Linked DNA regions of Homo sapiens: all the other regions are linked to region 1. The links are chromatin contacts, found by Hi-C or POLR2A ChIA-PET in ENCODE. All regions are on one chromosome and are shown on one strand. The core of a region is the stretch at or near the end of the contact, and the rest is flanking DNA. Distances in the headings are between cores, read along the strand shown.

Region 1 (4,171 bases), core at 1,423-3,922:
TCAGTTTCTATCCATAGTTCAGGTTATTTCCTAAATTCTCCTTTTTTCTCCCCCTTTTAAATAACTTGAATGAAATTTTGGTAGAAGACTGTATTTTAGAGTATATACTTCATCAAGGAATCAAAATGTATAAGATTCTGCAGTTCACACAAAAGCTTCTGTATGCATATTTCTGTAGTAGGCACATTTCAAGCCAGTGAAGAATTTAAAATGCTTAGAAGGACAAACCTTTTAAGAAGAATATTTTTATTTCACATGCTAGTTACCTTTATTCTGTTTGAAACTATCAGGATAGATGATGTAAAACCATTTCTTCTCAGACAAATGTTTCTTTACTAAATACCATAAATAGAATTTTGTTGGACAAATTGAGGATGGCAAACTTGGCCTATATGTTCTTCTAAAATTTGAAGCTGTGATTAGGATTGAGCCCTAAGTGAGCTGCGTTAATGTACCATCATTAGCTAATTTTCAAAAGGAAATAAATAGAGGTTCAAAGTGTAAAAACATGACTGAATGAGGTCACGCAGTCATTTTAGTGTTTACTTTCTCTGATGCACAGAATTTGTATCCTGTGCCAAATTATGTCAGGTAATTGGATGATGAAAAATATGTTGATTGATAAAACAGTATCATTATTATTGGATGTACTTACTGAATCCTCAGAGGTAGAAGACAAAGGCTGGGAAATTTTTAATTTTTTGAAGATTAATAATTAATAACTAACTAGCATTTTATATTTTAGCAATAAAAACGTTCACTTAAGAGGCCATTTTCATTTCACTGAGAGATCTAGGAATAATGCCTTTTTTCTTTAGTTTTTACACCCAAGACAAATTTTCCTGTTTTGGGCAAACTACCCATATTTTCAAACAGTTGTTGTACCTTGTATTCAAGAACTACTGTAATGCATTAGTGGTCTGGCTTCATTTTGTATGATGCCAGATCCTTAATTTACCCAGCACAATCATTTCAGTAGTTTCCTATGGCTCCTGCAAAAATGCAAACAGAAACCACCACAGGAACAGCCCCTTGCTGCCTCCTGTTGCTGAGGTAGTAGTCGCTAAAGAAAATTGAAGGCTCCTTACAATCTATATTTGAAAACTAGAACTTCTGTAGAAACACACAGATCCCGATCTTAGAAGTTGTACAGGACAATCTGGTAAAACTGACATAATTGTGATTTATTAACATGAATTAAAATGCCCAACCAGTGCTTCAGTGTGACAGTATATTTAAAATAAAAAAGAAATTAAAGGTCATATACTGTACTACTTTCACAAAGATCACACAGTTTTGCAAAAGACTTGTCATATGTACAATGCTATATATCAAATGAGAAAAGCTGTAAGCAATTATATACGCAAAAGAAATGCAGTATTTACAGTTTGTCAGGAGACATTAGAAATCATCTATACATTAAATTACATTTTGCTTGCAAATAACTGGTAAAACAAAATGAGCCATGTCCACACCAAAATATAAAAATCTGTATTGCATTTTTATACCTAAGATGCATTCACAGAACTGCTGCTGACAGGAAAGAAAAAAAAAATCCTCATAGTGCCATTACTTAGCTGAGTACTTAATGTGTATGTATAAAATAATAGAACATTCACTAAATGAATTTAACTAAAAAAAAAAAAAAGATCATACAGCATCAAATCAGCATCAGATCTGCCAGAAAAAAACAGCTGGAATGTTCACTTACAAAATAAAGATACCTAATACTGGCTTAACAGCACATTTTTTAAAGGAATTTTAAAAAGCAAAAATGAGAAAAATACAACGAAAGAGCACTGGTGTTTTTTATACAAAGGTTCATGTACAAGCTTTAAAAAGTACCTTAACAGGTACATATGAAATATACAGTTTATCTTACAGAACATTTAAAAAAATGTTTTTGGAGTCCATTTTAATGCCACCCTGACCCATGGTAATTGTTTTGAAATGTTGGTGGCACCTGTGCTCTGTGAATTGGAATCTGTCCAGGCACTGGAGATGCCTGCTGAGGTCCTTGAACCCCATGTGGCAGGGCCACAGAGCCAGGATGAGGACAGAACCCTGAAGCAGTAGGTGTTGGAATACTGTTTGGTCCTTGGGGCTGGAGATGAGGACCTGTGACAGGTAATGGACAATGTGGCCCTGTTCCAGAAGGCTGGTGCTGGGGTCCCGGTCCCAAAGTGGTATGATGTGTAGCTTGTGAGGGATACGGTGGTACAGTTGGATGAGCACTCGAAGGAAAAAGTGGAGGTCCTTGATGAGGTGGGTGGTGTAAGGCTTGAGCTGATGTGGTATGATGCCCAGAAGCCAAAACACTGGAAGGTGGCGGCGGAGGGGGTGGTGGGGGTGCTGAATTTACAACATGCTGGTGTTGTGCTTGTAGACCTTGGAGTCCTGTGGATGGATGGGGTGGTGGATGGTGATGAGGGGCAGGACCAGGAGGGGGTGGGGGTGGGGGTAAGTGGTGTCCAGCAGTTTGAGAATGAATATGCGACCCAGGGGTGACCGCATGAACAGGCCCTACTACATGTGCTACAGAGTGTTGCTGATGGGAATTCGGCTGTTGTACAAGGTGCGGTCCTGGAGCAGGTGGTGGTGGAGGAGGAGGGGGGACTACGGCAGCAGCAGTTTGATGGTGAATGGTAGGGTTCTGAGAGGGCAAAAAATGCCCTGGAGTCACGTGGTGTCCTGGAACTGTTTGCTGGCTTGTGGTGCCAGGAAGTGCTTGATTTGGTCCTGATGTAAACACAGTTTGTTGAGAAAGACTACCTTTGAGCTGATTATAATTCTGAAAGTTTGCAGAGGGCTGCTGGTTTTGATAGTAAGACGAAGAAGGAGGTGGAGGAGGTGGAGGGGGTGGTGCCGTGCTGTTCAGACTTTGTTGGTTAAACTGACTGTATGTTGCTGAAGATTGTCCTGAGGGTGTCTGTGTAAATAATGTTCCAGAAGTTGCCTGCTGAGTATTGGCTGGAAGGTTCTGTGCTGCTGGATAAAAGTTTCTTTGAGGCTCTCGCTGAGGTGTTCCAACTTGAGGTGACTGTGAATGATGAGGCCTGTAGGGAGATCCTAACTGCTGTGAAGGAGGCTTTGGTGAAAGATAACCATGCTGTACAGGTGTGTGAGGCGTGGATGACTTTGGAGGATTTTCTAGGTGAGGTGATGGAGGACAGTGCAACTTTGTTGGCACAGAAGGCAGCTTTTGTGAAAGTTGCTCAGATGAATTACGAACGTGTGTCTGAGGAGGATGATTCTTTGAAAGTGCTTGGTTGTTATTTGATAGCTGTTTTTGTTGGAGCTCTGTTTTTAGGTGAACACCATTTTCAGCTTCGGATGCACTAACTGTGGAGTCCCATTGGGGATCTGGTTTTGTGAATATTTTCCCGTGTGCTTGAGCAGGAATTACAGATCCAGGTGAACCAGGCTATGAAGAGAAAACAAATTATATACATTCAAGGAACATTTTGTGTACCTTGAGGTTTATTCTTGTTGGTATTTAATACTACCTAAATATTAATTTTAATGGGGGGCAGGAAATAACATCCTGGATACGTCAATTATGGAGGCTTGGGATGTTAAAAGGCCAATATTTTTCAGTTGTTCCAAAAAGTTATGAGCGTGAGCTTAAAGTGAATTCTCTGGGTTAATTTTTATTGAAGACAAGTTGAGGAAATAATTTTCTTTCACTTTACTCTGCCTTTTTACCCCTAAGCAATGAAACCTGTTTTTGAGCCTCACTCTGAAGAACTCCAATAGCAAGTTTCAATTTTATAATTGAAATTTCTATACCCAACCTAAGGATAAATTGATTTGGGTAAATGAACTTGCTCCCTCAAACCATTTTGATTTTTAATACCTTTTCATTTTCCTTGTACACTGTTCAGATATAAATAAACCAAGTATAAGACTGTTTAAATGTCAATCATCAAAAAAAGATAAATCTCACATTCCTTGTCTTTAGTTTCCAATGATTTACATGCCATACTAGATTATTACATCTTCATGAACCAGGATGAAGATGTCATTCCTTTTAAATGATAAAATGACCTTTTGTTTTTAGATAATTGGATGGTTAAGAATTTCATGACAAGGCTATGAATTTCCTGGACACCACTAGAATAGAGGTGGAACATTTGAAGAAAATGTAAGCTGTTGAAGTGTGCTTAGAAAA
Region 2 (4,171 bases), core at 772-3,271, 470 kb before region 1:
CCACAACCCAGTCGAGCCAACAGGCCAAGACCTTCCTGACTGGTGGCCAGCGCCATGCCTGCAGGCCGCTCACACCAGAGATGCCACTTAGAACTCTCCACTGGGGAGTTCGATCGGTAGCGGGAGCGGAGAGCGGACCCCGGAGAGCGGACCCCAGAGAACCCTGAGCAGCCCCGCCGCTGCCGGCCTAGTTACCGTCATACCACGGGAGGAGCCGCAGCTGCCGCAGCCGGCCCCAGTCTCCATCACCGCAACCAATGAGCAGCAAGGCCGAGACCCAGCAGCCACCCGCCGCCCCCGCCTTTCCCCCCACCGCCCCCCTCCCGTCCCCCCGCCGCCCCCGCCCTCAGCGCCGCCGACACCAAGCCCGGCACTACGGGCAGCTGCGCAGGGAGCGGTGGTCCGGGCGGCCTCACATCGGCGGCGCCTGCCAGCGTGGACAAGAAGGTCATCGCAGTGAAGGTTTTGGGAACAGTAAAATGGTTCAATGTAAGGAACGGATATGGTTTCATCAACAGGAATGACACCAAGGAAGATGTATTTGTACACCAGACTGCCATAAAGAATAACCCCAGGAAGTACCTTCGCAGTGTAGGAGATGAAGAGACTGTGGAGTTTGATGTTGTTGAAGGAGAAGAGGGTGCGGAGGCAGCAAATGTTACAGATCCTGGTGGTGTTCGAGTTCAAGGCGGTAAATATGCAGCAGATCGTAACCATTATAGACGCTATCCACGTCATAGGGGTCCTCCACGCAATTACCAGCAAAATTACCAGAACAGTGAGAGTGGGGAAAAGACCGAGGGATCGGAGAATGCTCCCGAAGGCCAGGCCCAACAATGCCGGCCCTACCGCAGGCAAAGGTTCCCACCTTACTACATGCGGAGACCCTATGGGTGTCGACCACAGTATTCCAGCCCTCCTGTGCAGGGAGAAGTGATGGAGGGTGCTGACAACCAGGGTGCAGGAGAACAAGGTAGACCAGTGAGGCAGAATATGTATCGGGGATATAGACCACGATTCCGCAGGGGCCCTCCTTGCCAAAGACAGCCTAGAGAGTACGGCAATGAAGAAGATAAAATCAAGGAGATGAGACCCAGGGTCAGCAGCCACCTCAACGTCGGTACCGCAGCAACTTCAATTACCAACGCAGATGCCCAGAAAACCCTAAATCACAAGATGGCAAAGAGACAAAATCAGCCAATCCACCAGCTGAGAATTCGTCTGCTCCCGAGGCTGAGCAGGGCGGGGCTGAGTAAATGCCGGCTTACCATCTCTACCATCATCCGGTTTAGTCATCCAACAAGAAGAAATATGAAATTCCAGCAATAAGAAATGAACAAAAGATTGGAGCTGAAGACCTTAAGTGCTTGCTTTTTGCCCGTTGACCAGATAAATAGAACTATCTGCATTATCTATGCAGCATGGGGTTTTTATTATTTTTACCTAAATATGTCTCTTTTTGGTAATAACAAACGTGTTTTTTTTAAAAAGCCTTGTTTTTCTCAATACGCCTTTAAAGGTTTTTAAATTGTTTCATATCTGGTCAAGATGAGATTTTTAAGCACTTTATTTTTAATTTGTAATAAAAGTTTACAACTTGATTTTTTCAAAAAAGTCAACAAACTGCAAGCACCTGTTAATAAAGGTCTTAAATAATAATAATAAAAAGAACTCTCCACTGGGCACCCTCAAAATTGCACAAGTTCCTTCTGTTATTAGTTCATGCTGAGTTGTGATGCCAGCACTTCAAGCCTTGTTAATCATTGGATCAACAAGTACCGAGCTAGGTGCTAGAGAGAGATGGAAAAAGGCACCTGGGCCCAGCCCTAAGCCTGGATCGCGGACAGTGACGTTGGTCCACACCTCACCTGCCCTCTCTGCCCTGCTACATGCCCCAGGCTTGCCCTGAACCGTGAGCTCTAGAAATTCCAGGTCCGGGTCGCAGCCACAGGGCAGTCAGGCGTGTCACGTGACCGCGCCGGGTAGAGGGAGACAGAGTCGCACGGCTGAGACGCCAGGCAGTCGCCTAGCAACAGCGGGACGCGGAGCGATGGAGACCAGCAGCAGGGAGCTCCAAGCCGCGGAGTATTTGGAAAAGCATCAGATCAAGGAGGTGGTTAGCTACCTCACCAGCGCCCTCCTTTTCTTTCGGCCGGGTAAGGGCCCCCATGCCCCGGTACAGCCATACCTCCATGTGGGGTTCGCTTCCCACACGAAACCCCCCTCTTACACATTCGCTTTCCACTGCCTCCCAGCCACGTGAGCCCTTCTGCTGTTGATTAACTCTGCGGCCTTCAATAAAAGTCCCTCAGGCTGCAGTACAATGGCGTGATCTCATTTCACTACAACCTCCACCTCCTGGTGGCGATTCTCAGGGGCGATTCTCCTGCCTCAGCCTCCTGAGTGGCTGAGATTACAGGCGCCCGCCACCATGCATGGCTAATTTTTGTATTTTTAGTAGCGACAGGGTTTCGTCATGTTGGTCAGGCTGGTCTCGAACTCCTGACCTCAGGTGATCTGCACGCCTCGGCGCCTCAAAGTGCTGGGATTGTAGGCGTGAGCCACCGCGCACGGCCAAAGTTTTTAATCTGGCAACTAAACAATTGATAGGGTAGGATAGAAGATGTTCTAGAGGGGATCGCTTTTCCTGACTTTTTTTACACATCTGAACCCCCTACAAAATTTGAATCGTTTTGTAATTTGGGAGTGGTGTGTCATTTAAAAGTTATATTTAGGTGAAAATGGTTTTATGTCCTCCCCAGGGTGCAGAATTGTAATTTGCCGACCTCCATATGGAGCGTCCGAAATGCCAAAATTGTCCATTTGCTTCTGTGTAAGGAAGTGGAAATACCAAACATTCCAATTTTGCCAAAAAACACCCAACCAATATCATGTATAGGAGACAGAGTTCTTGCTAGTTGTTTTAAAGTATTAAAACAAATATTAGAAAGAAAAAAAAAGGCCGGGCACGAGATGGCGCCACTGCAGCCTGGGCGACAAAGCGAGATCCTATCTCAAAAATAAAAATAAAAATAAAAAATAGGCCAGGAGCAGTGGCTCAGGCCTGTAATCCCAGTACTTTGGGAGGCCGAAGCGGGTGGATCACTTGAGTTCAGGAGTTTGAGACCAGCCTGGCCAACATGGTGAAACCTCGTGTCTGCTACAAATACAAAAAATTAGCCGGGTGTGGTAGCGCATGCCTGTAATCCCAGCTATTCGTGAAGCTCCTTGGGGGCGGTGACTCACGCCTATAATACCAACGCTCTGGGAGGCTGTGGTGGGCAGATCACTTGACTTCAGGAGTTCATAGACCAGCCTGGGCAACATGGCAAAACCCCATCTCTATTAAAAATAAAAAAACTTAGCTGCACGTGGTGGTGCGTGCCTATAATCCCAGCTACTCAAGAGGCTGATGTGGGAGGATCACGTGAACCTGGGAGGCGGAGGTTGCATTGAGCGGAGATTGCTACTCAAGCCAGGTGACAGAGTAAAACACCTTCTCAAAAAAAAAACTAAAAATAAAGACAAATGTTAATTTTCTTCATCATAACAAGGGATATATTATGTTACATTCGTTATATAAAATATTTGTCAACATTTATTTTTAAATTTCATTTTTATTGAAGTGGATGTATGGGGTTTAAAAATTGAAAAGTACTCCAAAGCTTATAATAACAGCATTCCTGTTGCTATCCCCAGCTTCTGCACAGAATAATTTCAACTCTTTTAGCAATATTCTTTGCTATTTATCTTGAGATTTCTAAATAACAGGCCTATATTGCTGCTGCTTAATGTTTTTCCCTCTAGGTTAGATACTAGCTTTATGCTGTGGAAGATGAAAATGCGCCTTTCTTAAACACACACCTCATACACCTGTTCCCACTCACACCCATCTTCCAGATAAATTTAGATCACAATTTTGATATCCTCAGTATTCAGAATTTTTAATATTGTTAGGCAAGTATCTATAATCCTTATAGTATGCTGATTATATTTCCCTTGTTGTTTTCCCTGGTTAATAATATATTTACATTTTTGGCTTAAATTTGTGTGATCATCACTAATTCATCCATACCCTCTTTTGCCACAGTACAGCTGTCCTCTCATTACATTTGCATTCATTGGGTAATTACCCCCACCACCACCACCCAAACCCCGTACCCCCAGCTGT
Region 3 (4,171 bases), core at 1,184-3,683, 280 kb before region 1:
CATGCCTGTAATCCCAGCTACTCGGAGGGTTGAGGCAGGAGAATCACTTGAACCTGGGAGGCAGAGGTTGCGAAGAGCTGAGATCGTGCCATTGCACTCCAGCCTGGGCAACAAGAGCGAAATTCCATCTCAATAAATAAATAAATAAATAAATAAATAAATAAATAAATTTTATAGTCATCCTAGTAGGTGTGAAGTAGTAGCTCATTATAGTTTTGCTTTGTATTTTCCTAACAACTAATGATGTTAATTCTCTTGTCACATGCTAGTTTGGTCATTTGCATGTCTTTGGAGAAATGTCCATTCAAATCCTTTGCTCATTTTTCATACAGACTTCTTAAATACAGAGGGAAAAGGTACCTGTATCTTGGAGAAATAATTAACTGTAACATCACCAGTAATGGAACAAACTGACATCATATTTTGATGCACTAAGATGAATACAACATCATCTATAGTATAGCCAACAAAATTGTTTAACTTGAATCTAATCATAGGGAAACAGACAAATCCAAAACAGGGAACATTCTGCAAAATGGTGGAACTGGATTCTTCAAAAAAGTCAATGTTATAAACAACAAAACAAAACAAAACAAAAAAAGGCTGGGTGCCGAGGCTCAGGCCTGTAATCCTAGCACTTTGGGAGGTTGAGGTGGGTGGATGACCCGAGGTCAGGAGTTCGAGACCAGCCTGGCCAATAGGGTGAAACCCTGTCTCTACTAAAAAAAAAAAAAAAAAAAAAAAAACAAAAACAAAAATTAACTAGATGTGGTGGTGTATGCCTGTAATCCCAGCTACTCGGGAGACTGAGGCAGGAGAATGGCTTGGACCCGGGAGGCTGAGGTTGCAGTGAGCTGAGATTGCGCCACTGCACTCCAGCCTGGGTGATAGAGTGAGACTCCATTTCAAAATAAATAAATAAATAGAAAGAAAACCAAAACACAAAACCAAGAATGATTCTAGACTAAAGGTGTTTAAAAAGACATGACAATTAAATGCAACGGATGATCCTTAATGGTAGACTAATTGGGAAAAAAAGAAAATCAGCGACAAGGGATATTACTGGGATATTTTGCAAAATTGAATATATATGGCCTGTATGTTACAGATGATTACATTGTATTAGTATGAAAGTTTCTTGGAGTGATCATGGAATTCTGATTATGTGGGAGATTATCTTTATTCTTAGTAGATATGTACTGAAATATTTAGGGATAAAGGGTAACAGTGTCTACAAAAACTCAAGTGATTCAGCAAAATAAACCATACACACAGACACATAGATAGCAAATGTGGCAGAATGTTAAAAATTGGTGAATATGGGTTAATTTGGCTGTTAATTGTATTTTCCTTGTAACTTTTCTATAGGGTTTGATATTTTTTTGAATATAAAAAGTTAAGGACTCTTCAAAATCCAAGCAGAGTTTCCCGTTCTGATTTATCATCCTTAGTGTAAGCCACCTTGTCAAAGATACAGTTGTGTGACCAATGAGGGAGTTAATAGTCAGAATGCGTATCTTTCAAAAACTATTGTAATTATTTACATAAATAAGAGAACATTGCAGTTATCTTTTTGTGTCACTATCAACTTGATTCACATCTTTTGTAGGCAGCCTGATAAGGTGGTTTGTCGACGGCCAGGCCTGAATTTCGATCCTGGCTGGTTAAACTTTTTAACCTCGTTGGGACTCAGTTTCCTCATTGTAGGATGCAGAAAATAACTACTTGGTGTGATTGTTGTTTTGAATTGTTATACACCTGGTGTTTACGGAAGCGAGTTTCAATTCATGTGCAAAACCTTTGTCCTACCTTGAATGCTATCTGTATCTTTTCCTTCATTAAACTCATGCAATCCTGGAGGGCACTTAGAGGTGGGAGAGAAAATGACTTCTCCAAGGTCACACCGCTAATCGCGGACCCAGGTTTCCCAGCTTTTGGTCGTGTGCCCTTTCCACGCCTGCCGGAGAGGAGGAAGCGGCGCTCATGGGGTTGCAAGGATGTAGAGGAGCAAAGGGAGAGAAGAGGCCGCGGGAAGAGAGGTGGTGCGAGACCCGCGGAGGCGCCGGCCAAGGACGGGCGCATGGAGCAGCGGGCGGCGCGACCGGCCGGGGTGCGGAGGGGAGAGGCCGCGGCGGGGAGGGAGGGTCCCGCGGGTCCGGTGCCCGGGAGAGGCGGGCGGCCTGGGCCAGCCGCAGGATCGCAGGAGGCGGAGGCCCGGGCCGCGGGCTGGGGTGGGGGAGGCCGAGGGCCAGCGCGGCCATGGGCGGCGGCCACTTCTGCACAGGTGGGTGGGGCGGGGGCGCGGGGCGCTGGGCGCGCGGCGCTGGGGTCCCGACCCCCGGGGCCGGCGGGTGGGGGCGGGGCGGGGGCGGGGCCGGACGGGGGCGGGTCTTGCTGGGTCCCTGCTGGAGCGGCGGCGGCGGCGGCGGCGCAGGCGCGGTTCTCGTCTCCTCCCGGCCGGCGGAGCGAGTGGAGGCTGCAGCCCAGCTCGTCTCGGCGCCCGCGTCGCCGTCGCGAAGCCCCCCGCCCCGCTTCCGCCGCGTCGGAATGAGCTCCCGGAAAGGTGAGTGGCCCGCGGCGCGCCCTCTCCCCGCCACGCGGCCAGCCCGGGCGGGCGGCCCGACCGTTAATGTGTGTCTTCTCTTCCCCAGTGCTGGCCATTCAGGCCCGAAAGCGGAGGCCGAAAAGAGAGAAACATCCGAAAAAGTGAGTCCACGCTGCGCCTGTCCCCGTTCCCCACCCCCGCCCCGTCGGGGGCGCCCGCGGCCGCGCAGGGGAAAGTTGTCCGGGTCCCCGGGCCGGCGGGCGGGCTGGTCCCCCGGGACGCTGGCGCTCGGCTCCTGCCCCCGGCGGGCGGCCCGGGGGGAGGGGCGGCGGCGGGGGAGGGGCGCGCGGGCCGCGGCCGGTTCCCTAGCATCACGGAGCCTCGACCCCGCGACCTCCCGCCCCGGGTCGCCACCGGCCGGCGGGCGGGAGGCCGGCGGAAAGGCGCCGGGCAGGGCGTGCGCACCCGTCCCTTGCCCGCGAGCTGGCCCGGGGGTCGCGGCCCTTTCCGGAAGGGGCCCCGGCGTCTGCCGCTGGGCTCCGGCCCGCCCGCTGCGGGAGTGCAGCGGCTGCGTTGCTCCCACCTGAGCCGCGGGCCGAGGAGGCGGAGGGGCCGAGTGTGCGGGAGGGCGTGTGTCTCGCCTCCCCTTCCTCCCCGGCCCCCGCCTGTCGGCCTTTCTGCTGAGAACCTAAGCTGGTTGTCAAGTGGTTTGCCTCGGGCGTGTTCCTGGCGCGAGTTCAGCCCCGAGACCTGTGCGTTTCGGCTCTCGGGTTTGGATTCGAAACTTTCCGCTCGGGTTGAGCGTGACTTGGGTGCGCTGCGGGCGCCGGGGTCGCGGGCTGCGCAGGGCGGTGGGCGTGTGCGCGGGAGCCGGTCGGAGTGGAAAACGCGCCCGTGGCGGCCACCTCCAGCCTGGCCGCTCACCCGAGCAGGGGGGCCGCTGCCCAAGAACCCTTTCCTGGAGAGCTGCTCCGAGACCGCACAGCGCCGCCGCGTCTTCTCCTTTTCCACTCCTCTCTCCTAATTTTTTTGATTTACCAGCGTTCGACATCGTTATCTCTTCCTCTAGATTAATTGCTTCGCTCTTTTGAGCAAGAATACTCTGTGTGGCATCTTTGGTACTGTGGGGAACGAGAATCCAGCATTATCTTTAATAAAATCCAGAAACATTTTTGGTTGTTTCCTTTGAGGGGTACGTCGCAGCACGCTCACTTTTTTCCCCTTCTCGTTGGCCTTGGTCCTTCAGTTTCACAAAATGTGGATAGTGACTTAAAAATACCTTAAAAAAAAAAAAAAAAGAAAAAACCATTAGAGTAAGGGGAAAGCACTTCCTAAAGAGTTGAAGAACTAATTGGTCGGTAAAAATTGGATATTGAATTCATAAGATGTTAAAATGGACTGGATTTTTGGTAGTTTTGGTTGCTTTTAAAAAAATTAGTGCTAGCTTTCAAGTGAATTACAACCTTAAATTTGAGATTTCCTTTGGTGAACCATGGAAGTTTACCCAGTGGTAAGGAGAACTGTAATGTTTAGGATTCTGAATAAGTACTGTGTTTTAATCACAGCTCTTAATTCAAAGCATTGATTTAATTCCACGTAGTCTGTTATACTCAGAAACATAAAAAC

What was found. A loop is a pair of places that touch in the nucleus more often than their neighbours do. ChIA-PET counts read pairs that join two places held with the same protein, here RNA polymerase II (POLR2A). Pooled maps may share reads with other maps.
Region 2: a map with no recorded cell type shows a loop between it and region 1 (2.4-fold over the local background). The contact joins the promoter of EFCAB10 here to the enhancer-like site in region 1. A Hi-C loop is called at or near these places in 8 of 37 single-sample maps with no recorded cell type and 6 of 50 pooled maps.
Region 3: a pooled map shows a loop between it and region 1 (2.3-fold over the local background). The contact joins the promoter of SRPK2 here to the enhancer-like site in region 1. A Hi-C loop is called at or near these places in 6 of 50 pooled maps. POLR2A ChIA-PET finds 5 or more read pairs at or near these places in 6 of 52 experiments (BJ, K562, MCF 10A and 3 more).

The regions. Positions count from the first base shown.
Region 1 is chr7:105,111,078-105,115,248 of GRCh38, reverse strand. It overlaps KMT2E (lysine methyltransferase 2E (inactive)), which reads right to left. Exons shown (of 27, transcript NM_182931.3): 27 at 230-3,424. The coding sequence ends at 1,916. It also overlaps a transcript of SRPK2 not described here. Among named protein-coding and RNA genes, the nearest start is that of KMT2E, 99 kb to the right of the region's middle. Within about 2 kb of position 2,672, at least 3 of the 41 ENCODE cell types and tissues checked have a DNase peak (open chromatin) inside an H3K27ac peak, as active enhancers do.
Region 2 is chr7:105,579,343-105,583,513 of GRCh38, reverse strand. It overlaps EFCAB10 (EF-hand calcium binding domain 10), which reads left to right and starts at 2,021. Exons shown (of 5, transcript NM_001355526.2): 1 at 2,021-2,156. The coding sequence starts at 2,051. It also overlaps the pseudogene YBX1P2. RefSeq lists enhancers at 1,606-2,116, 2,117-2,629.
Region 3 is chr7:105,387,183-105,391,353 of GRCh38, reverse strand. SRPK2 (SRSF protein kinase 2) reads left to right here and starts at 2,433. Exons shown (of 16, transcript NM_182692.3): 1 at 2,433-2,563; 2 at 2,652-2,706. The coding sequence starts at 2,548. RefSeq lists silencers at 2,063-2,232, 2,333-2,382, 2,393-2,462, 2,493-2,622, 2,963-3,082 and 1 more.